2 separate regions of the Homo sapiens genome follow, and region 1 is linked to region 2. The links are chromatin loops, found by intact Hi-C in ENCODE. Cell type or tissue: CD14-positive monocyte. All regions are shown on one strand. Each heading gives the region's core, and the rest is flanking DNA. Links, peaks and the distances in the headings are about the cores only. Region 1 has its middle 20 kb from the start of CD109-AS1. Region 2 overlaps CD109 (CD109 molecule).

Evidence for each region. Hi-C counts contacts between places; a loop is a spot of excess contacts. Peaks named below come from ENCODE experiments on the same cell type or tissue, not always from the same donor. Only the 100,000 strongest peaks of a DNase experiment are listed, where the experiment ranks them.
Region 1: it touches region 2 in a loop (5-fold over the local background); 98 of 110 quality-filtered maps call a loop at or near these places.

What each region holds. Positions count from the first base shown.
Region 1 is chr6:73,670,343-73,682,890 of GRCh38, reverse strand. It overlaps a transcript of CD109 not described here. Among named protein-coding and RNA genes, the nearest start is that of CD109-AS1, 20 kb to the left of the region's middle. RefSeq lists a silencer at 7,131-7,425 and an enhancer at 7,131-7,425. In CD14-positive monocyte, for the core only: CTCF peaks have their summits at 7,028 and 7,228 (motif pointing left); DNase peaks (open chromatin) are centred at 7,210, 10,400 and 10,780; H3K4me3 peaks cover 615 bases; H3K27ac peaks cover 721 bases.
Region 2 is chr6:73,725,768-73,737,759 of GRCh38, reverse strand. It overlaps CD109 (CD109 molecule), which reads right to left. Exons shown (of 33, transcript NM_133493.5): 4 at 7,186-7,416; 5 at 1,252-1,377. Among named protein-coding and RNA genes, the nearest start is that of CD109, 36 kb to the right of the region's middle. In CD14-positive monocyte, for the core only: CTCF peaks have their summits at 4,279 and 4,481 (motif pointing right); a DNase peak (open chromatin) is centred at 4,479; H3K27ac peaks cover 825 bases.

The DNA of each region.
Region 1 (12,548 bases), core at 2,942-10,941, 58 kb after region 2:
AAAGGGGCCAATGTAGAGCTCGGGCCGTGGTTTCAGAGGGTGCAAGCCTCAGCCTTGGCAGCTTCCATGTGGTGTTCAGCCTGCAGGTGCACAGAAGTCAAGAATTAAGGCTTGGGAAAGATTTCAGAAGATGTATAAAAATGCCTGGATGCCCAGGCAGAAGTTTGCTGTAGGGGTAGTGTCCTCATGGAGAACCTCTGCTAGGGCAAGAACCTCTGAAGGGAAATGGGGGATGGGAGCCCCCACACAGATTCCCTACTGGGTCACTGCCTAGTGGAGCTGTGAGAAGAGGGCCACGTCCTCCAGACCCCAGAATGGTAGATCCACCCACAGCTTGCACTGTGTGCCTGGAAAAGCTGCAGACACTCAACATCATCCAGTGAAAGCAGCCAAGAGGAAGGCTGTACCCTGCAAAGCCACAGGAGCGGAACTGCCCAAGACCATGGGAACCCACCTCTTTCATCAGCATGACCTGGATGTGAGACATGGAGTCAAAGGAAATCATTCTGAACTTTTAAGATTTGACTGCCCCACTAGATTTTGGACTTGCATGGGACGTGTAGCCCCTTTGTTTTGGCCAATTTCTCCAATTTGGAATGGCTGTATTTACCCAATGCCTGTACCTCCATTGTATCTAGGAAGCAACTAACCTGCTTTTGATTTTACAGGTTCAGAGGCAGAAGGGACTTGCTTCATCTCATATGAGACTTGGGACTGCGGACTTTTGAGTTAATGCTGAAGTGAGTTAAGACTTTAGGGGACTGTTGGGAAGGCATGACTGGTTTTGAAATGAGATTTGGGAGGGGCCGGGGTGGAATGATATGGTTTTGCTGTGTCCCAAACCATACCTCATCTTGAATTCCCACATGTTGTGGGAGAGTCCTGGTAGGAGGTAATTGAATCATGGCAGGGGGGATCTTTCCCATGCTGTTCTCATGATAGTGAATAAGTCTCATGAGATCTAATGGTTTTTAAAATCGGAATTTCCAGCCAGGTGCGGTGGCTCAGACCTGTAATCCCAGCACTTTGGGAGGCTAAGGTGGGCAGATCACCTGAGGTCAGGAGTTTGACCTCAGCCTGGCCAACATGGTGAAACCCCATCTCTACTAAAAATATAAAAATTAGCCAGGTGTGGTGGTGTGCACCTGTAATCCCAGCTACTCAGGAGTCTGAGACAGGAGAATCACTTGAACCCAGAAGGCGGAAGTTGTAGTGAGCCCAGATTGTACCATTGCACTCCAGCCTGGGTGACAAAAGCGAAACTCCATTTCAAAAAAAAAAAAGTGGGGGAAGTTTCCCTACACAAGCTCTCTCTTTGCCTGCTGCCATCCATGTAAGACATGACTTGTTTCTCCTTGCCTTCCACCGTGATTGTGAGACCTCCCCAGTCACACGGAACACTTTTTCCTGTATAAATTACCCAGTCTTGGTGTGTCTTTATCAGCAGCGTGAAAACAGACTAATACAATAATACCATATTGTATTCTTGAAATATGCTTAAAGAGTGGATCTTAAATGTCTCACCACATACACACACACACACACACACACACACACACACACACAAATGGTAACTGTAAGGTGATGGATATTATAATTAGCTTGTCTGTGGTAATTATTCCACAATGTATATGTATATCAAACATCACATATATCACATTGTATACCTTAAATATATAAAATTTTGTCAATTTCACCTCAATATCACTGGGGTAAAAAAGAGAGAGAATAGAACAAAGCCATGGATTTAAATGGACTTTTGGTTTTCAGACACTTTCTATGTAACTACCAACTTGTCTTACGAGGGAGCACTGCAGATGGGCCACTGAAAAGCTATCCATTCCTTTCCTGTGCTGTGTATTCCTTTGCCAGAGTCTGGAAAGCAAAAATAGGCAAATTTCTAGGCTCAATCCAGCTAGACGTGTCCATGTATGGTAATCCTGGATAAGGAGATGTAAAATGAAGACTGAAGAGAAAGCATTCTCTTCCTGAATGGAGACAACACCTCAAGGGAACCAGTCTTTGGCTCTTCCACTTTTGTCCTGCCCAGAACCCAGGCGCCGTGCTTTGAAACTCAGAAGACAAACGACACCCAAGAAGGGAAGATTGGAATGAGAGGTAGAAAGCACTGGATCACTAAGTGCACAATTAAGCAGTTGTAGCAGCCCTGGACTGGGCCAAATGCCCTCTTCCCCATCAATCCACCTCTTTGCAGGAAGGAAGTCCTGACTAAGTGCCAGACTTTCAGGCATGGACCTTTCCCCTGCAGGAGTCTCTCTTTGGGCAAGATTGGCCAGCTACGTGGAGAGTCTACCATTGCCTCAAAGCTCTCTCTTCAGCCACTGCCCTTTCACTGCTCATCCAGAACACAAAAGCTCATTTTTCACATCCTGTCTGCCCCCACAAAATACAACGAACACACCCTTGAGGTCAATTATTTCTATCAAGGTTAAGCTGTCTTGGCTTAGGGGCAATTTCTCCACCCACTCTTAAATATTTTTAAGTATGCCACACCCTTACACTGGCATATTTTAGTCAAAGGTATCATCAATCAAGCTTCAATGGCTGTTATAAGATTATATTTACCTCCTTATGCAAAAATGTGTTTGCCTGAACTTCTAGCAATTCAGATTTCTTCAAAAAGAATTGTATAAAGAAAAAGAATAAAAAATAATATAATTACATAAATCTGTATGTAATATAGTTAGGAAATAGACATTGTAGAAATATAAAAATGGCTTGAAATGGAAACAAACCAAATAGAAATGAATCACGAATTCACTCATATCTCTGGGTTTGTGGTCTTGGCTTTACATTCTTAAGTTACCTGCCTCCAGATCTTGGGCTGAATCCTTTATCAGCCACATATAGTTTTATTTTCCTCTAAAACAAAACACTATGATAAACTTTCCACGTAAAACATGGTTCACCAAAAACAACACTGAAAAACATCTATACCCGGGTGTAGTCACACACGCCTGTAATCCCAGCATTTTGGGAGGCCAAGGGAGGCAGATCACCTGAGGTCAGGAGTTCGAGACTAGCCTGGCCAACATGGTGAAACCCCATCTCTACTAAAAACACAAAAATTAGCTGGGCATGGTGGCTCGTGCCTATAATCCCAGCTACTCAAAGGCTGAGGCACAAGAATCACTTGAACCCAGGAGGCGGAGGTTGCAGTGAGTCGAGATCGTGCCGCTGCACTCCAGCCTAGACAACAAAGGGAAACTCCATCTCAAAAAAAACAAAAAACAAAAAAAAACAGAAAAGAAAAGAAAAACATCTATGATTTTTCTCTCATTTGTTTTCTCTATTTTTTTCTCATTTGTTTTCTCTATTGTTGCTAGTACTGAAATATAAAATGCTGCCTTTCCCTGCTTGATAAAATATTAAACTTTTTTTTTTAATTATCCAAGGGTACAGGATTAGGGACGTTTTAATTGTAAACGGCAGAAACCTTTAGAAGTGGGCTCTAAAACCTTTTGGAATATAACTTTTTTCTCCAAAATTTATATTAACAATGGTGATTCCTTTACATTTCACATGACATTCTACAAGCAAAATATACTTTGTTAGACTCAGTTCTGACATTATCTCATCCATCCTGGCTGGACTTGCCTTGCCATGCAGTCCCCACTTCAAGACTCACCCTGAGCCTGCGTTGTTCACACACACTTGCCACATTTTCACTTCTGGTCACCCTGCCAGGCTCAGCTCTAAAAATAGTAAAAGAATTTTTAGCTTGAAACATGGGCACCCAAAATTAACTACATTTCCCAGTCGTACTTGCAGCTGGGTGTGGCCATGGAGTTGTTAGTGAAAATAGTGTGTGCATCCTTTGGGAAATGTCCCCAAAGGGCGGAGGCATGTCATTTCCCTTTCTTTCCCTCTTTCCTTCTAGTGGAATACAGACATGGTGGCTGGAGCTGGAGCAGCCATCTGGAACCAGTAGTTTGACTTTAGAAAAGGAGGCCATGATGGCCGGGCGCGGTGGCTCATGCCTGTAATCCCAGCACTTTGGGAGACCGAGGCAGGGGGATCACATGACGTCAGGAGTTCAAGACCAGCCTGGTCAACATGGCGAAACCCCGTCTCTACTAAAAATACAAAAATTAGCTGGGTGTGGTGGCACGCACCTGTAATCCCAGCTACTCGAGAGGCTGAGGCAGGAGAATCGTTTGAACTGGGAGGTAGAGGTTGGAGTGAGTCAAGATTGCACCATTGCATTCCAGCCTGGGCAACAAGAGTGAAACTCCAGCTCAAAAAAAAAAAAAAAAGAAAAAGAGGCCATGCCCAGTAATAGAAGTCTAAGTCCCTGACTCCTCTGGAATTCTTTTTTTTTGTTTTGTTTTTTCTTTTTGAAGTGTCTTGCTCTGTCACTCAGGCTGGAGTGTAATGCCTGGATCATAGTTCGCTGCAGCCTCGAACTCCTGGGCTCAAGTGATCCTCCCACCTCAGCCTCCCCACAGGGACTACATGCCACCACACCTGGATAACTTTTTTTATTTTTAGTAGAGACAAGGTCTCACTGTGTTACCCAGGCTGGTCTTGAACTACTGAGCTGAAGCAATTGTACCTCAGCCTCCCAAATCCCAAAGCGTTGGGATTACAGGTGTAAGACATCACACCTGACTCCTCCGGACTTCTTTTTTCTTTTTCTTTTTCTTTTTTTTTTTTAAAAAAATAATATAATTACATAAATCTGTATGTAATATATTTAGAAAATAGTCATTGTAGAAATATAAAAATGGCTTGAAATGGAAACAAACCAAATAGAAATGAATCACGAATTCACTCATATCTCTGGGTTTGTGGTCTTGGCTTTACTTTCTTAAATTACCTGCCTCCAGATCTTGGGCTGAATCCTTTATCAATCCTTTAAAAAAAAAAACAGGGTCTGCCTGTGTCACCCAGGCTGGAGTGCAGTGGGGCAATCTCAGCTCACTGCAACCTCTGCCTCCTGGGCTCAAGCAATCCTCCCACCTCAGCCTCCCAAGTAGCTAAGACCACAGGTGCATGCTATTACACCCAGCTAATTTTGTAATTTCACCATGTTGCCCAGATTGGTCTCAAACTCCTGAGCTCAAGTGATCTGCCCGCCTCGGCCTCCCAAAGTGCTGGGATTACAGGCATAGCCACCACTCCCCCACCCTCCTCTGGACTTCTTGTGAGAGAAATAAAAATCTATCTTGTTTAAGCCATTGCGACTTTGAGTTTTCTATCACTCACAGAAAGAGATAACTAATGTACTACATGTATATCAATTTGCTGTGTATCCTTCCGTCTATTTCCGAGTTCTCATTTCTCTTCCATTGATCTGTTCGTGTATCACTGGGCCAAACACCTCATGCTTTAATTAATATAATTTTGTGTTAGGTTTTGATATCTAATAGGCAAAGCTCCTCCCTTAGTTCTTTTTCAGAATTGTTTTTGACTGTTCTTAGACTGTTACTCCTCCATTTGAATTTTAGTCTGTCTAGTTTCAGAGGAAAAAGTGTGGCAGCATTTTTATTGCCATCATGTTTCCATTTAACTTGTAGATTAACTTAGAATCAACACCTTTATGAAATTGAATGAGCATGGTATAGTTCCATATTTATGTTTTTGTGTACTACAATAATATTTTGTACTTTACTCCATAAATGTCTACGTACCCTATGTCAGATTTATATGCCTAATGTTCTTGTAAATGGTGTATTTTATTTTATTTCATTACCTGATGGGTTATTGGTGATATACAAGATTTTTTGCATGTTGGGCTTGTATTCAACAACCCTATTGAAATCTTATAAGTTCTAAAAGTATGTCTGTAAAGTCTTTTGAATTTTCTTCCTTTCTTTTTCTTTTTTTTTTTTTTTTTTTGAGACAGGGTCTTGCTTTGTCACCCAGGCTGGAGTGCAGTGGCACAATCACGGCTCACTATAGCTTCAAACTCCTGGGCTTAAGCCATCCTCCCACCTTAGCCTCCCAAGTAGCTGGGACTAAAGGCATGAGCCACCATGCCTGGCTAATTTTTTGTATTTTTAGTAGAGACAGGGTTTCACCATATTGCCCGGGCTGGTCTCAAACTCCTGAGCTCAAGCAATCTGCCTGCCTCGGCTTCTCAAAGCGCTAGGATTACAGGCATGAGCCACCACACATGGTCCTCTTGAATTTTCTATTAATTTGTTTCCATAAAGAAACCACAGGGAAATGAAAAAAAAGTAAAAGTGAATTGCCTTGAGTGTGAATAGCACTAAGAGTCTCAAAATAGAAGTGTAGTATAAGTAAGAAGTTCAGGTGCCAGCCGTAGAGCCTCATCAATAACACAGCAACAGGACTAACAAGGCAACCTTGGAATACTGAGCAAGGATATAAAATAGCTCACCTCAGGGGGACAGGCTAGCACTGGAACCAGAAGTCAGGCCATGAAAGACAAGAGCTGGGGTGGAAGGAGAGAGGGAAGGAGAGAGTCTGGGAAGATTCAAGAACCAGAGGCAGTAGCTCAACCAGACAACAACGTCACTCCCATGGAGGTCATTTATGGCAGATCAATTTGTCAGTCTCCAAAATAGAATTTGTTCAATATAAAAAGCTTGAGAGCAAAAGTTTCTTTATTTTGGTTAAGATACTGGCCTTCCCCTCCCAATACTGGAAGTAATAACATTACAAAGGAGAAAAGAGTAAAGTAAAAGATAAAAGATCTGGATCCTTACCAGGGAAGGATCCCTGAAAGCCAATTCAGCCTGAAACCTTTGACTTCTCATAAACAGTGAAAAGTGGAGATAATTCTATTGGGCTGCAGTGTCTCTCCAGGGACCGTAGTTAATACTTTCTTTACAATTCCCATCACCACTTCTGGGTTCTATGGTGTTTTGTTTGTTTTGTTTTGTTTTTTAATCTTCGTTACATGTTTATATGGGTTTTCAGAAGTGACTCAAAATTTTAGACTGTGACCCCTGTACATTCCAGATGTCTCTCTAAGGACACCTGGAATAACAGTAAGATAATAATTTTCCTCAATAAGACACTTAGTTTTTTGTGTATGAAGGTCTAAAGCAGAAATGAAGAATAGTCATTGGGGCTGAAGGTCCATAAGGTGACAGACACTTGAGTTCATCTACATTTTACATTCTGAATACAGGAAAAGCCTGCTGCAGCTGGTCATCATCATGCTGGTGTCCATAGAAGTCAGTCAGAACACTGTCCAGTTTCCCTAGCAGCTGCCATTCTGCACCAGCCTGCCACCTAGTGGTCAAGGAAGTTGATGCAACATATTATTGGAGATAACACAGGAACCCCATATAGCCTCATCCTTCTCTCGTGTCTCAGAGTTAATGATTACTGGGTAAAATCAAGGGAAAGAGAACAGATATTTCTGTTACAAGCCAGCAGCAGTGGCTTGCACCTGTAATCCCAACACTTTGGCAAGCCGAGATAGGAGGATCGCTTGAGGCCAGGAACTCAAAACCAGCCTGATCAATATAGCGAGACCCCATCTTTATATATTTAAAATTTAAAAATTTGATATATATATATATATAAATTGTGTGTGTGTGTGTATATATATATACATATTATATATATACACATATTTTATATATATATATATATATATATATATGATATTTCTGGCCAGGCTCTGTGGCTCACCCCTGTAGCCTGTAATCCCTGCATTTTGGGACACTGAGGCAGACAGATCATTTGAGGTCAGGAGTATGAGACCAACCTGGCCAACATGGTGAAACCCTGTCTCTATAAAAAATACAAAAATTAGCTGGGCAAGGTGATGCACACTTGTAATCCCAGCTACTTGGGAGGCTGAGAGAGGAGAATTGCTTGAGCCCAGGAGATCGAGGTTGTAGTGAGCCAAGATCACACCACCGCACTCTAGCCTGGGTGACAGAGTGAGACTCCATTTCAAAAAAAAAAAAAAAAAGATATGTCTGTAACAATGTTTCTTAGTCCATTCAGGCTGCTGTAACAAAATAGACATAAACACAGAAATTTATTTCTTACAGTTCTGGAGGCTGGAAGATCAAGGAGCTGGTGGGTTCAGTGTCTGGTAAGGACCCTTTTCCTAGTTCATAGATAATACTTTCTTGCTGTGTCTTCACATGATAGAAGGGGCAAGGCAGTTCTCTTGGGGCCTCTTTTATGAGGGCACTAATCTCATTCATGAGGCCTCTGCCCTCATGACCTAATCACCTCCCAAAGCCTCCACCTCCTAATACCATCACATTGGTGATTAGGTTTCAACATACGAATTTGGGGTAGTGGGTGGAAGGACATAAACATTCAGACCTTAGCACAGTGTGACAATGGTAATACAGTTATTGATAAAACTATGAAAAGATGCTCCTAACTGTAAAAAAAAAAAAAATTTTTTTTTAAGTAATTTTTTTTTCAGATGGAGTCTTGCTCTGTTGCCCAGGCTGGAGTGCAGTGGCACAATCTCAGATCACTGCAACCTCTGCCTCCCAGGTTCAAGCTATTCTCCTGCCTCAGCCTCCCTACTAGCTGGGATTACAGGTGTGCGCCACCACACCTGTCTAATTTATTTGTATTTTGAGTAGAGATGAAGTTTTACCATGTTGGCCAGGCTGGTCTCGAACTCTTGACCTCAGGTGATCTGCCTGCCTTGGCCTCTCAAAGTGCTGAAATTACAGGCATGAGCCACCGCGCCCAGCCAAAAAAGTAATTCTTTTATTTTTTTCTTGAGACAGGGTCTCACTCTGTTGCCCAGGTTGGCGTGCAGTGACATCATCTTGGCTCACTGCAACCTTGGCCTTCAAGGTTTAAGTGATTCTCCCACCTCAGCCTCCTGAGTAGCTGGGATTACAGGTGAGCACTACTGTGCCTGGCTAGTTTTTGTTTTATTTATTTATTTATTTATTTATTTATTTATTTATTTATTTATTTGAAATAGAGTCTCACTTTGTCACCCAGGCTGGAGTGCAGTGATGCAATCTCGGCTCACTGGGTTCAAGCTATTCCTCCTGGGTTCAAGCCTCGCCTCCTGGGTTCAAGCTATTCTCCTTCCTTAGCCTCCGGAGTAACTGGGATTACAGGCATGTGCAACCACGCCTGGCTAATATATATATATATATATATATATATATTTTTTTTTTTTTTTTTTCTTTTTTAGATGGAGTCTCGTTCTGTCACTCAGGCTGGAGTGCAGTGGTGCAACCTTTGCTCACTGCAGCCTCTGCCTCCCAGGTTCAAATGATTCTCCTGCCTCAGCCTCCTGCGTAGCTGGGATTACAGGCACACGCCATCATGCCCGGCTAATTTTTGTATTTTTAATGGAGGCAAGGTTTCACCATGTTGGTCAGGCTGGTCTCGAACTCCTGACATCGTGATCCATCTGCCTCGGCCTCCCAAAGTGCTGGCATGAGCCACCACCGTGCCACCCGGCCTAATTTTTTGTATTTTTAGCAGAGACGGGGTTTCACCATGTTCACCAGGCTAGTCTCCTGACCTCAAGTGGCTCACGTCTGTAATCCCAGCACTTTGCGAGGTCGAGGTGGGTAGATCATTTGAGGTCAGAAGTTTGAGACCAGCCTGGCCAACGTGGGGAAACCCCGCAGGAGGCTGCAGTGTGCGGAGATCATGCCATTGCACTCCAGCCTAGGAGACAGACAGAGACTCTATCTCAAAAAAAAAAAGAAAAAAGAAAAAGAAAAGGAAAGAAAAAAAGAAATAGGCACTGCTTAGTAGACCTTGACTAGCTTTAACTCTTTATTGGCCAGACATTTTTTTTATCCCATCAGTTAACATAAAATCAAATTATACAAAAACTGTCACCCCAGGCTCACACTTGTAATCCCAGCACTTTGGGAGGCCGAGACAAGCAGATCACCTGAGGTCAGGAATTTGAGACCAGCCTGGTCAACATGGTGAAACCCCATCTCTACTAAAAATACAAAAATTAGCCGGTTGTGGTGGCAAACGCCTGTAATCCCAGCTGCTCAGGAAGCTGAAGCAGAAGAATTGCTTGAACCCAGGAAGAGGAGGTTGCAGTGAGCCAAGATGGTGCCACTGCACTCCAGCTTGGGTGACAGAGCAAGACTCTGTCTCAAAAAGAAAAAGAAAAAGAAAATAAAGAAATGGCTATCAAACAATGAAACAATATGAAGGAACCTTAAATGCTTATTGATAATGAAAGAAGCCAATCTGAAAAGACTACATACTGTATGATTCCAACTATTCTGGGAAAGCTCAGTCGGCCAACATTATTTCTATAGTTTCAATTAAGTCTCAGTGGGTGTTTTCATTGTTGACAGTTTCTGATTATTTAGGCACAGGAATGAGTGAATTAAATGTTATGACGCTGGTTTAAGGAAATTAAAGCTATCATGACTTTATAAAGCTTAGAAGGGATAGACTTCCTTTTTTTTCCGCCCAGGCTCACTGCAGTGGCACTATCTGGACTCACGCAACTTCTGCCTCTAGGGCTCAAACCATCATCCCACCTCAGCCTCCCGAGTAGCTGAGACTATAGGCGTGCGCCCTGGCTAATTTTTTGTATTTTTAGTACAGGCAGGGTTTCACCATGTTGTCCAGGCTTGAAGGGACTTTAAATGATAGCTTCAGTTCTGTCTCAGAGTCATTGTTTCTCATTGGTTTATTTCTGATTACTTAGGCATGGGAATGTATAAATTGAATGTTATGATAAAGTTTTAAGGAAATTATCCTACCTTTGGATTCAATGGCCAATACAACACAAGGCTTCAAAAGGAATTCCAATTATTACATAGTTAAAACCCAGTCATCCCCACCCTGTCCCTCTTCATTGTTGTGCAACAGGTGGTGATTTGGAAACCTAGACAACATTCTAATTCCGTTTCTTATACCCTACTGTCATGAGGAAACAGATCCACACAATCCTTTAAAAACAGTATATTCCTTAAAAAACCTTTTCATTATGAAAAATTTCAAATCTACACTAGGTAAAGAATAGGTTAATCAACTACTACAGACTATTTTGCCAAATTTGTTCCATCTATCTCCCATTCTACCATCTTGTACCTCCCTGTGCATGAGGAATACATAAATGATCTACTGGAACTCAGCATGGAAAAAGCAGGGGATTTGGAGTAAGCCTGACATACATTCTAACCCCTGTGCTTAAGCAGGTTACTCTCTCTGATGTCAGATTTTCTCAACTACATAATGAGAATAAAGATACCAAACATGGCTAGGTGCCATGGCTCACGCCTGTAATTTCAGCACTTTGGGAGGCTGAGGCTGGCAGATCTCTTGAGCCAACAAGTTCAAGATCACCCTGAGCAACATAGCGAGACTCCATCTCTATTTCAGTTAAATTTCTTTTTTTAGGCCAGGCGTGATGGCTCACGCCTGTAATCCCAGCACTTTGGGAGGCTGAGGCGGGCAGATCACAAGGTCAAGAGTTTGAGACCAGCCTGATCAACATGGAGAGGCCCCGTCTCTACTAAAAATACAAAAATGAGCCAAGCTTGGTGGTGCGTGCCTGTAATCCCAACTACTCAGGAGGCTGAGGCAGGAGAATCGCTTGAACCCAGGAGGCGGAGGGTGCAGTGAGCCAAGATTGCGCCACTGCACTCCAGCCTGGGCAACAGAGCAAGACTCTGTCTCAAAAAAAAAAAAAAAATTAAGATACCAAACACTGGACGCTAGAGAGTTAAATAACATGTGTAACTGCTTACTATGGTGTCTGACACATACCAGGCACTGAGTATTCATTTTCTTTTGCTTCTTCTTACATTGGACCAAAGCAGTGGCAGGTATATTCTTTTCATGTGAGTTTTAGCTTGCAAGCACTGTTGCCACAGAGTTATTAAGAAGTTAATAATTGTATTAGTCCATTTTCACACTGCTGATAAAGACATACCTGAGACTGGGCAGTTTACAAAAGAAAGAGGTTTATTGGACTTAACAGCTCCAAGTGGCTAGAGAAGCCTCATAATCATGGCAGAAGGTGAAAGGCATGTCTCACATGGCAGCAGACAAGAGAAGAGAGCTTGTGCAGGGTAACTCTCGCTTTTAAAACCATCAGATCTCATGAGACTCATTCACTATCACTAGAACAGCACAGGAAAGATCCACCCCTGTGATTCAATTATCTCTCACCAGATCCTTCACACAACACGTGGGAATTATGGGAGCTACAAGATGAGATTTGGATGGGGACACAGAGCCAAACCATATCAATAACCTTAGTTTCTGGCTTTACTATGAACATCTCTTCTCCTTTAGGTAAAAGTCCTCCCCACAGTCCACCCATGATTTTTTTCCAGGAAAAACAAAAGCAACCCTGTTGTCCCCATAAAAGGCATTATCATTTCCTTATTAACTCACTGAGGCTCTTCTCCACAAAAAGTATTGTATCAGGTCTGCCTCTCTTGACATCACAATGGCTAAGCTGGCAACTTGGCTACATGAGAGATAATCAGGTAACGATAAAGCAATAGAGCGATTGAATTTTTTCAAATAAACACAAATTAATGTAAAAGAGAATGCAAATTTAACAGATTAAATACCTTTTCTCAATTGTTCTAGCCTTCAAAATACTTTTGGAACTT
Region 2 (11,992 bases), core at 1-8,000:
ACACAAATTTTTCCCTATTTTCTAAGTTTCACAAATGCCTACTCTTTCCACTTTCTCTACAAGCTCAGATATAAAGAATTCCACTTCCCCTAGAACTCATCACATCCTGCTCTAGGCTGCCATTTATAACAGTGGTTATTATTACACTGTTATAAGTAAGGAAATAAGCAAAGACCTCACTGAAAATTGTCCATGACTTTAATGGTTATGCATTACATTGTTCTCTAACAGTATGAGCCCCTTTCATAATATTGCCTCAAATGTTCTTTAAAACCACATCATACATTCATTCGGTAGAGCTTCTGCTACCTTAAAAAGAATAATATTGGTAAACACATCATACAAACACCCATAAAGATGCAGGGTGGCCATGAAGCAAATATTGAGAGTCCATTGTGCCTCCAGCACTGTTCTCATTCATACAGGTCAATTCACACACGAGTCCCACCTACTCAAGGCTCAGCAACAATGCTTAGAATAAGCTACAATTTCATGCATTTCATATTACATATCTTCCCCTTTAGATACAGAAAAAGTTGATTATATCTTATATGTTTATATGTCACATAAATATAGAAAAATATAAAGGTTTACATGTTATATACTAAATGACCAATTTATATCACATAAAACAGTTAAGTCTCATTGCTTTTTAAAATTGTTTCCATCCCATTGTGTTTATGTCTCATTCATTCCAATGAATGCCCCCCATTTAGATTTATATGCCATTTAATGCCCTCCATTTAGATTTCAGAGCTATACAAGTTGGCAGCAAGTAAAGGCAATAGGTGTAGAAGCTAGGGAAAAAGGATTGGGGAATAGCAGTCGGTGTAGCTATTTAAGTCACTGTTTCTTAAAACAAAGATAAAAGTAGGTTAATCTAATCACTCATTAGGAGTCATTATTCTAAGGCATAAAATTTGCCAAATAATAGCTATGTGTTCATTACTTAGTTTTAAAATAATGCATGAAACAAATAAGTAAACATTGTGTACTAAAATGTCAAAATGTTTTAACCTTTAAACATCATATCATAGAAAAAGACAACAGTTATGAAAATTCTAATATGTTAGAATGAAAGCTAAATAAACCCTTGATAAACATCATAAATTAAAAATAAACCGTTTAAATTGTCTAAATGTTCACATTAATTTTTTTCTCTTCATTGTATAAATGACTTTGGAGATTTTCCCCCACCTGACCTAATTAAATCACTTTAACATTCCCCCCAAAAAATATATTTATACTCACATTCACTTGAACTTGAATAGACCAGTCACCAAGTATTGGATGGGAAGATAGCTGAAAAGTTTTGGAAATGACTCCAAGATCACTTTGTTGTGACAACCACTGTTGGATCAAATTTGATTTGGGGTCCTAAAATGAAAACCAGACATGTAAGTATGTAGAGGCTGCCCATGTGCATGTGTATCCTATCAGGTTAGGAATAATGCCTTGCAGCATTCCCACCCAGGTCCAGAACTTTACTCCAAAATACGGCACAAATATGGCTGGATGGCAGGATGTGAGGATGGAAAGAAGGAGACACATTAGAGATATATTAACCTAACAAAGTTAAAAGGTCTGGAAATGTGAGAGAGGAATCTAGGATGACTGCTGGAATGGCTTGGATGAATGCTGCATGAACATTTTGGAAAACGTAGGCTCTATATTTCTAAAGAAGACAAATCAAAGTTTATTCTTTTCTCATATTTCTCCCAAGTTCATCTTGATTCTGCTCCACCTTTTAATTCCTGGCACCCTATTTCCTTCTACATGAAACACTACAACATGTACGTCACCAAACCCCTGGTGGCGGCGGTGGTGGTAGTAGTGTTAAAAGAAAATTTAACTGTAGAGATAACAGGCCCCATTTATTAAAGGCCCAATATGTGTCAGGCACTCTGCCTTATCTCTAATCATTACAATTCTCCTTTAGGACATGGTTATCCTCACTTTATAGTTGAGAAAACTGATGCCTGGAGAGGGAGGTACGCATTCAAGTGACTGGCATGACTCAATATTACAGCACCAGTGCATGATGAAATTCAGAATCCAAACTCATGTCTGCCTTTTAACTCAACAAAAGCATATTAGAGAGATGTTTAATCACGGATATACATGGAAAACACTTCATTCTTCCTATAACCTCCCAAACAACAATCCCTTCATGCAACATTTATCCAAGCCATTCCAGCAGTCATCCTAGATTCCTCTCTCACATTTCCTGACATTTTAACTTTGTTAGGTTAATATATCTCTAATTTGTCTCCTTCTTTCCATCCTCACATCCAGCCACCATGTCCTATTTTCTAACTAATGCAACTAATCTTCCCCCTCTAGTCTTGCCCTCTACAATACATCTTCCCCACTGCCAACAGTGTGATCCATCTGAAACGCAAATCTGAGAATGAGTTACAGTGGTTGAAATACTTGGCACAGTCCCTGGCATATAAAAAGCAGTGGCTATACACTTTTTATAGTCCCTAATTATAGTATATGATGATTATACTAGACCACTAGGTACCCATGGCTTTTGTTTGCCTACAGGAAGTCTACACTCCTTTGCCTAGTTTACAAGGCCCTTACTAATACTACTCCATCTACATTTCTAGGCTCATCTTCCTCCAAACATACGGATTTGTTTGCAGTTTATTCCCAAAAAGCCCATGCATGTAGGTCTCTGCAACTGCTGCATGGAAATCCCTCCCTTCCTTGTCCACTGGTGAAATCAGTTTCAGTTTCTTGCCTCCTATACATGCCTCCAATAGGCAGAGGTGACTTCTTCCTGGAAAGTCCCTAGTATATCTGGAGTTTATCTCTCTTGAATACATATTTTTGTTAAAGGCAGTAAAATATGTTTATTTTACATATTTTATTTTGCCAAAAATCTATATTTTATTATTCCCAACTAGACTGTGACTGAGAGCAGGGGTTGAATATTTTCCCTTAGACTTATCCTCTAAACTTTGCCTAGAAGTAGTGAGTGGGGCCAGTTATTAGAACAGAAGAAACCTCTCTCCCAGAGTGGAGATATGACAGTTAGGGGTAAGTACAATGCTGAGAACTGTGCAGAAAGCAGTCTAATAAGCCAGAAACCAATTGTGAAAACCAGAGACCAAAAGCAAGTCAAGAACAAGCAGGTCACTGTATCCTTGGTAAACTCCTGGGCCAGGCATTGTAATGGGCAGTTGGCCCTACTGTGCCTGCCACAGCATGACGCATGGGAGGGCTATGAAGTTCAAAGGCTCAGGAACAAAGGAAGAAATACAAATAGCCAATAAATATATGCTGTCTAGTAATTAAGGAAATACAAATGAAAACAATATTGTGTTTCTTCTGTCAGTCTGACAAAGATAAAAATAATAATAACAATAATTCTTGGTGTTACCTGAAGTGTAGGAAAATGGAATGTCCATATTCTACTGAAACATTATGGTAGTGAGGGCATACATTTCTCCTGGACAATGAAGTCTGAACTGACCTCATTGATGGCTTTGTACCTGGGGGATCTGGAGGGTTGGGGGAGAATGAGATAATTCCTCTGCTTTCCCAAGCCTGTCTTGGACCTAGGTCTAACTGTTACCAATAAGGCAGAGGGAGAGAATGCAGAAACACCAGAAGTCTACAAGACACATCAGGATTTGAACCAGCCAAGCATGGTGATGTCACAGCGGAGCCCAGCATTTGCATGCGGCCATCTGCTGCTACGACACAGCCATGTACAGTATGAGCAATACCCCCGTCACAGCCAGAAAAGCTGCAGGCCAGAGATCCTGGAATAGTGGCCCCACATGCCCTTCGAGTCACCTTTAGATCGCTCTGGATCTCTGAGATGCCTCAACACAGCACACAGTACCTGATTGTCTCAAGCAGTAAGCTCCCTGGCTGGAGAATATGTCTGTGAGGACTATTTCTGGATTATGTGTGAATAACATGTCTGTCCAGCCTGTAGAATTAGAGAATTCAAATCACTCAAATAAGGTAGCTTCTTCACCTGGCCAGCGGTCAGGTTCTGAGTTAGCCACCACTGCTCCAAAACTGAGTGTCAGGGCACAATAACAGGATATACCCCCAAGCCAATAACACCTGTTCCCCTACAAGATCATTCACCCGTACTAGCACCAACAACTTCTGGATGGAGAGGTCAGAGCAGAAGCCAGCCATGCCAGCTGCCATCGCAGTGTCAGAGGCACTCAATTCCATTGTGTCAGGCCAAATTGGCTAGAGGAGGCCAGAAGCGTGGGAGACATAGGTTATGTTTTTTCTACTGCCAAAAGGCCTCGAAGCTCCTTTCCCTCCTGAGAAGACCAGTTATTGGGGCATGCAAAATGAATAACACCCAAAGATGGCCTGCAGTCCCCAAGAACAACAATGAACACCCTGAAGGTGCTGTGACAGTCAGTATCTTAGCTACATCCTGCAGCCATTTCTAGCTGGGCAAGATGGGCCCCGTTAACTCTCAGGTGCACTTCTCCACATCAGCCTGCAGGTGGTGCTGTGCCAAGGAGTACAACTGTCTCAGTCAGGGGCTCCAGTTCAGGCTAAGTCCCAATTTGTTCTGAAAAGTTTTGCCAAGACACCAATTATTCCACACTGAAAGATGTAGAAAATATCATAGACTTGTAAACCTGGCCCAAATGTCTGTTTTCAGCTGAAAGAGTTCACATTACTGCTCCCACCTGGCCTCTGCAAGTTACAAGGAGGAAGGCAGCTAGACCTAAGTCCACATTTGAGCATCACTTCCCAGGTACAGAGACAGGAGCATGGCCACCCCTCACTCATAGTTCCAAAACACTTTGGGTTCCAGGTAGAATTTTAGTTTAAACTCCCCTCCCCTGGCCAAGAGAGTCATATCAGTACCAGAGCTAATAAGAGGAAAGTCTCTCTGAGCCCTTTCCAGAAAGCCAAACGTGGTCTGCTAAGTCCCAAACTGCACAGAAGAGCCCAAAGAATCTGCAAATCAAAGATTCAAAGGAAGATACTAGAGCAGAGTAGACAGGCAGAACTATGAAAATGCACAGACTAATTATCCAGAACCAGCAGGGTTAGTTCTGGGTTGATGTCTAGAACAGGCAATTTATGCAGTGCTAACTTTTATTTGCCTGCAGTAGAAGGAAGCATTGAATGTAAACACCCAGAGATAGCCAGACATTTATTAAACCATCTATTGTACACATCCTTTCTGACATACAGTAAGCTCTCCATATATGTGGATAAATGATGAAAGATGGTATGAATGGAGTCAGTTCAACTCTGCTCAGGGGGGTGACATGAATTTAGAAATACTATTCACTATGTCAACCTGCTTTATAAACATTCCATTACATACCAAAGGCAAACTCTGAAATAATGCTAGTTCAATTCAAGCAATATGCATTGAACACCATGGCAACAAATGTGATACTGGCTACAAATATATCTTGGCTCAAAGTTAAATGTATACATGTTTATTTGATTGGGTTTTGTTGTTTTAATTTATAACAACAAATAAACTAAGAATAGGAAGATACCAAACTAAAAGGCCTACTTTACCTTCCACACTATGTTATTCATTAGAATATCTGGAGTAACCAATGTCCTGAGACTAAGGAGGTTCCCAGGACCAGAGACTTTTCAGTTTTAAAATCAGAGGCATCCCAGGCAGACTGGGATGTTAGTCACCCTATTTCCAAGTAATGATCAAATGTCCAGTGTTCTTCTCCGTTTAAATACAGAAAACCAGGCCCAGCTGGATCTCAGTTGTCTTCAACTTGATTCTCACAGGAAAGCACTCAGTGTGCTAACCACAGTGCCTCCAAATCATCAGAGTATTAAGCAGCAGAGACAAAACTACTACCTTTCAAAAGGGGTTCCTAAAATAATAATAATGGCTAACGTTTAGTGAGCATGTACTATGTGCCAGACACAGTTCTAAATGGTTTACTTGAATTATCTCACTTAAGCCTCATAAAAACCTTTTGAGGTTTTATTATTACATATTTTCTAGATAAGGAAACTGAGGTTCTAGAAGGTTAATAAATTTACCCAGGATCACACAGCTAGCATCTAGCATCTATTCTTCTTAGAGCTGACAGTGATCCTTTTAAGATGTTAAGTTAGATTACATCAAGTCTTGCCTCAGAATTCTCCAGTGAATTCTCACTTCACTTAGCATAAGTTTCAAAGTCCCTATCATGGCCAATAAGGCCCTGCATGAGCCCCACCCTAACCCACCTACTTGTATAGGACCTCATGTCCTAGCACCTGTCCCCTCGCCCCGGGGCTCCAGCACACTGCCAGCTTGTTGTTCCTCCAATGCGCCAAACAAGCTCCCCCTCAGGGCCTTTCCATGTGCTTCCCCCTCTGTATGGGCTTATTTTCTTTTACTGCCTTTGGCTCTCTGCTCAAATCAGTCTTCCCAGACAACCCTAGAGAAAGCAACAAACATGCTGGGCGCAGTGGCTCACGCCTATAATCCCAGCATCTTTGGGAGGCTGAGGTGGGTGGATCACGAGGTCAGCCTGACCAACATGGTGAAACCCCGTCTCTACTAAAAATTCAAATTTAGGCAGACGTGGTGGCACATGCCTATAATCCCAGCTACTCAGGAGGCTGAGGCAGGAGAATCGCTTGAACCAAGGAGGCGGAGGTTGCAGTGAGCCAAGATCGTGCCATTGCACTCCAGCCTGGGCAACAAGAGTGAAACTCCATCTCAAAAAAAAAAAAGAAAGAAAGAAAATAGCAAACACAAACTCTCTGTCTCTCACTCCCTTTTTCTCTCTCATACACACACACAAATACATACATATCTGTCCCTTTATAAATATATATTTGTATGTTTATTTATTATGTCTGTCTCCTACTACCCACTGAAAAATAAACTCAGTGTCAGCAGGGACTTAATCTCTTCTGTTCACTGCCCTATCGCTGTGCCTGGAACACAGAAGTTTAATAAATGTTTGACAACTGTATAAATCAATGAAGACCCCAGGCCTGGAACTCAAGCAGGTTGACTCTAGAGGCTGAGCTCTTAACCCAGTGCATGCACCACCTTCTTTCCTATTAGAGGAGTTCCATGTTGGGAGGGAAGCTTATCTTAGGTGAATTCTAAAATATTCCAGTGTCAGTAACACAAGCAGAACTTCCCAGAGGGGTTTAGTAAGATGGCTAGAATTCCTTGCTTCATTTCTGTCTGGCACTTACCTTAATGAGAATGTTTAAAGAGGTTTTGTAAGGCTTAAAATCTGAGAAGAGTGTAACAATGCGAAACTTCACTTCTTGCTTTGGCTTGTATAAGGCCTTGTCTGTTTGAATGAAGACAGATATTCTCTTGGTCTCAAATGATAAGCGGGTACTATTAGAGAATAAAATCTCATCCTGGGTACGTCCGGTTACACGTAGCTCATAAATCTCATCTGCACTGTTCAGAGGTAGCTGGGGGGAAAAAGAGATCACACATCAAGGTCTCATTATTTTACCTCAAAAATGTTTTAATTGCAAGTTAGAATAAAAAAAGTAAATACACAGTATTATCAAAAGTAACTGCGATGTTGAAAATTTGCCCCTCCCAGGCATCAGAGTTAATTTGTTTTCCCTCTTTTAACTTCCTGCAGTTTGCTCTCCAGTTACATCACAGGGCTCCTGGAATGGGGGACACATAGCCCACTGCTCTCCCTCAGCAGGAGTCACCTTGCCATTTCCTATTCCAAGTGCAAATTCATCCTCCCTAACAGTTATTGCAGGTCAGAATATCTAACATCCTTCAACCTTCTTTTCCACGCTCACCCTATTTGAGGCAGTCAGCTGATGAAAGGCTCTTCTGCACAAAATTTGTTTCTTGCTATATTCTCTCAACCTGTTTTCTGAGATGCATTCTCCTAATGCATCTTGCGCATATGTGTCATAGTCTTGGTAGGGATGATGATGCTGCTACTTCTACTACTACTATTAATAACAGAAATCCTTCCCAGGCACGTTAACTCACACCTGTAATCCCAGCACTTTGGGAGACCAAGGCAGGCAGATCACCTGAGGTCAGGAGTTTGAGACCAGCCTGGCCAACATGGTGAAACCCCATCTCTACTAAAACTACAAAAATCACCCAGGTGTGGTGGCATGCGCCTGTAGTCCCAGCTACTCCGGGAGGCTGAGGCAGGAGAATCGCTTGAACATGGAGGTTGCAGTGAGCCGAGATCGTGCCACTGCACTCCAGCCTGGGCAACAGAGCGAGAATTTGTCTCAAAATAATAATAATAATAATAATAATAATAATAATAATAATAATAACAATAGAAGTCCTACCTTCTAGCATTAGCAGACCAGAGCCATACTGAGCAGTTTACCTGCACTATATCATTTTAATTCACAACAATCCCTCAGGTGGATATTCTTATTAAAATCATTTCAGACACACACACTACACACACACACACACACACACACTTTGATGTGGTAATTTTAAAATATGTCCAAAAATTCTCTGACTTTAGTCCCTTCAAAAGGTGAAGCCTAATTCCCCAGACTTAGTGATTTCCTTCCAAATCCTAGAATTAGGCTATGTCAGAAAAAGAATACCTTCTTCCCTGTTGTCTCTCTTTCTCGCTTGGATCACTCACTCTGGAGGAAGCCAGAGTGGTGTGGTAAGGACACTAAAGAAGTCTGTGGAGAGGCCCACATTGGGAGGAACCAGGGCCTCCCACCAACCACCAACAACCACGTGTCAGCCTAGTGAATGAGCTGCCTCACAGAATGTGTTAGCCCTGATGAAGCCTTCAGATGACTGCAGCCCTAGCTGATATCTTGATTGCAACCTCGTGAGACTCCAAATCAGAAATGCCCAACCATATTGTTCCCAATTCTTCACCCACAAAGACTGTGAGAAGTAATAAAAGTTTAATTTATTATTGTTTGAAGCAAAGTTTTAGAGTTACTTAGCAATAGATAACTAGCATGCTTGACTTTTAGTTGATTTTCATATTAAAACTGAGGTCCCGAAACTATATCCTGACTCATTTTTGCAAATAAGTTTTGTCTACAGATAGCTCAAAGGGGATTTTCCAATAATAGCAGACATCAGAATGCTATCAATGTGGTTAAGAATATGAAGAAAGTGCAAGAAACCACTGTCAACAATAAAATGGTCAGCAGCAATATTTAGGGAGAAGAGTATTGATGTCTGCAATTTACTTGGAAATACATTTAAAAATAAGATGAACTAATGGATGGATAGAAAGATGGGTAGATGGATAGATGTATGATAGAGCAAGTATAGTAAAATGTTAATGGTAGACCCTAAGTGGCAAGTATAGGAGTGTTCATTATGAAACATTTTCAAGTTTTTTGTATATTTGAAAAGTTAATAATAAAATGTTAGGAAAAACAATCAGTATGTCACCTTCAAATGACTTCTGGTGTCAATTTTTGCTTTTATTCAATAAAGAAGTGTTTTGTTTTGTTTTGTTTTGTTTTGAGACGAACTCTTGCTCTGTTGCCCAGGCTGGAGTGCAGTGGCCCAATCTCAACCCCACCTCTTGGGTTCAAGCGATTCTCCTGCCTCAGCCTCCCAAGTAGCTGGGACTACAGGTGTGCGCCACCATGCCTAGCTAATTTTTGTATTTTTAGTAGAGAAAAGGTTTTACCATGTTGGCCAGGCTGGTTTCGAATTCCTGAACTCAAGTGATCCACCCACCTCGGCCTCCCAAAGTGATGGGATTATACATGTGAGCCACTGCGCCCAGCCTAAAGAAGTATTTATTGAGCACCCTTTGTGTACCAGGACGCCCTAGGTACTTGGGATACAACATGAACCAAAGACCTGTGCCCTGGTAGAGCAGAGTCTAGCCTGGAACTTGCAATCTTAAATTCTATTTTCTCAAGTGATACTTCAGTCCTCAGACTCTTTGAATCAGATTTCCTAATACTATAAACAAGAAAATATATACACCAGGAACCAGAATATTATATGCTTATAAATGGCATCGATTTCTAAATATTTCATGTTTAAAAATATATTTGATGGGATTGCTCTTCCTGATTTGATATGTTTATCATTTTTAGTGGCACAGAGGCCCCAGAACAGATGCTAGATTGAAGACTGATGTCAAATTAATGACACAGAGGCCTAGAGCTAAAGAAGCCTATTAACCACAAGCAGCCTAAAGGGTCAGAGAATTAAAATAAATGCAAATATGCCCGAAAACATTTTATTCTACCTCCTACTCTATCCTCCTTCAGGGAGCTGACACTGACTCAGGGGAAACATTACTGACTATCTTCCTGTTCCTTTGGGTTACCTTAACTAATTTGCTTTTTTAACTTTTCCCCGTTAAAAACCCCACCTTGCCATATATAAAATTTAGGTAATTTGGGATCCTCAAAGACTCAGTGTTAGTCCCAGGGCAAGCCACCCAGAGATGACAATATGGGCCTTGGTGAATCATTAGACCTGGGTGCCTGTATGAAGCATGGGGCATCACCACATGTCTCGGGGTGTCACCACGTACTCTGGGTGGTGCTCCAGAGTCTTGTGGTGTCAATGCAGACCTCGGTGCTCCATGGTTAACAATGGGGGCGCATAATGAGACTGAAGAAAAGATTATTGACTTTAAGCAATTTTTATAAAAGTTTCTCTCTCTGTGCCAGATCTGGAGTGGGTTATAACCTGCCCACAGCAGAGTGGACACTATGAGGTAACAGAAGCTCCTGCATCTTTACTGGTAAATTGCCTTCTGCCGTCTTGGGGCCACAGTTACTGAAAAAGGTTCCCGAAATTGGTGGGGGAAAGGGGGAAAAAAAGCTGTTCCTTGATAAGTGACTTCCATGGCTCTTAAACAGGAGTCAATTATTTACCCACAGAGATTTTGGACTCCTTGACCAGAGGGCACAGGGCTGGAGGAAGGTGCAGTTCCCACAGTGAGAGGCTGTCTGAAAGCAGGACAAGAGTCTGGGAATTGACAATATCCCAAAGCTTTGACCAACAGAATATCAATCAGCCTCTGGATTGGCTATGTTGACTCTCACTTAGGCACATCTATTTCGTGTATACATAAATGCAAACTCTCTGAGGAGATGATAGCTCTCTGCCTAGGATACATAAGGTAAGCACATTCAAAAACATTCTTGCTAGACAATAAATAAGGATTACTTATTCTAATCTGGGCTGTCTAAAGCCATTTCACCTTCTCTGAAAGATTCACTGCTGTAAGGAAACTGAGACAACACAATAGTATTTATCCTCATATACTTCAGGAATAATGCCAGTTACCAAACATAACGGAGACAATTTTTCAAAATAAAATTGAGAAATCTAAGATGATAGTTTCCATTAAAAATATATTAGTAATTATACTTACACATTAAAAACATTTCTAATCAAATAAAACCACTCCTTCATTTGACAAAGAGAACAAAAGAAGTTTTTCTGCCATATTGTGTACAAAACAATATTTATATTGTCTCAATTTATGTTTTTTATTTACTTCATATTGGGGGTTATTTTAGTGTCTTGAAGTACAATGAGTAAATCAGAAATAAAAAACACATTTGTGTTAACACATTCTTGAAATATTTATATTTTACACTAAAAAGCCATAAAGACCTGAAAAATAATTTAAAATATTACACTTACAAGTGTCAGAATGCAAGTGCACTTTAAAAGGTGGTTCTATTCACAGGTATGTTCTCACTGGGGAAAAAGAAAGTTGGTTCTGCTTTAATTGAAAACTCATTAAAATGCAGAGCCTTCTTTTTTTGTCAAGCATTATCAAATTTGTCCATACACTTTATTTCTAAGTCTTTCATACTGTGCTTTACTAAAAAGAGATACACTCCAAAATATAATCTCTAATAAAGCTTTCAATAGATAATAGCTATATTTATATACAATTGAAATGACATAATATTAAAGACAAATACTGGATGTCAGAGTTAGTATTTCATATACTTAAGACTTAAAAGAAGTATAGTAGGCTGGGCGCAGTGGCTTGCGCCTGTAATCCCAGGACTTTGGGAG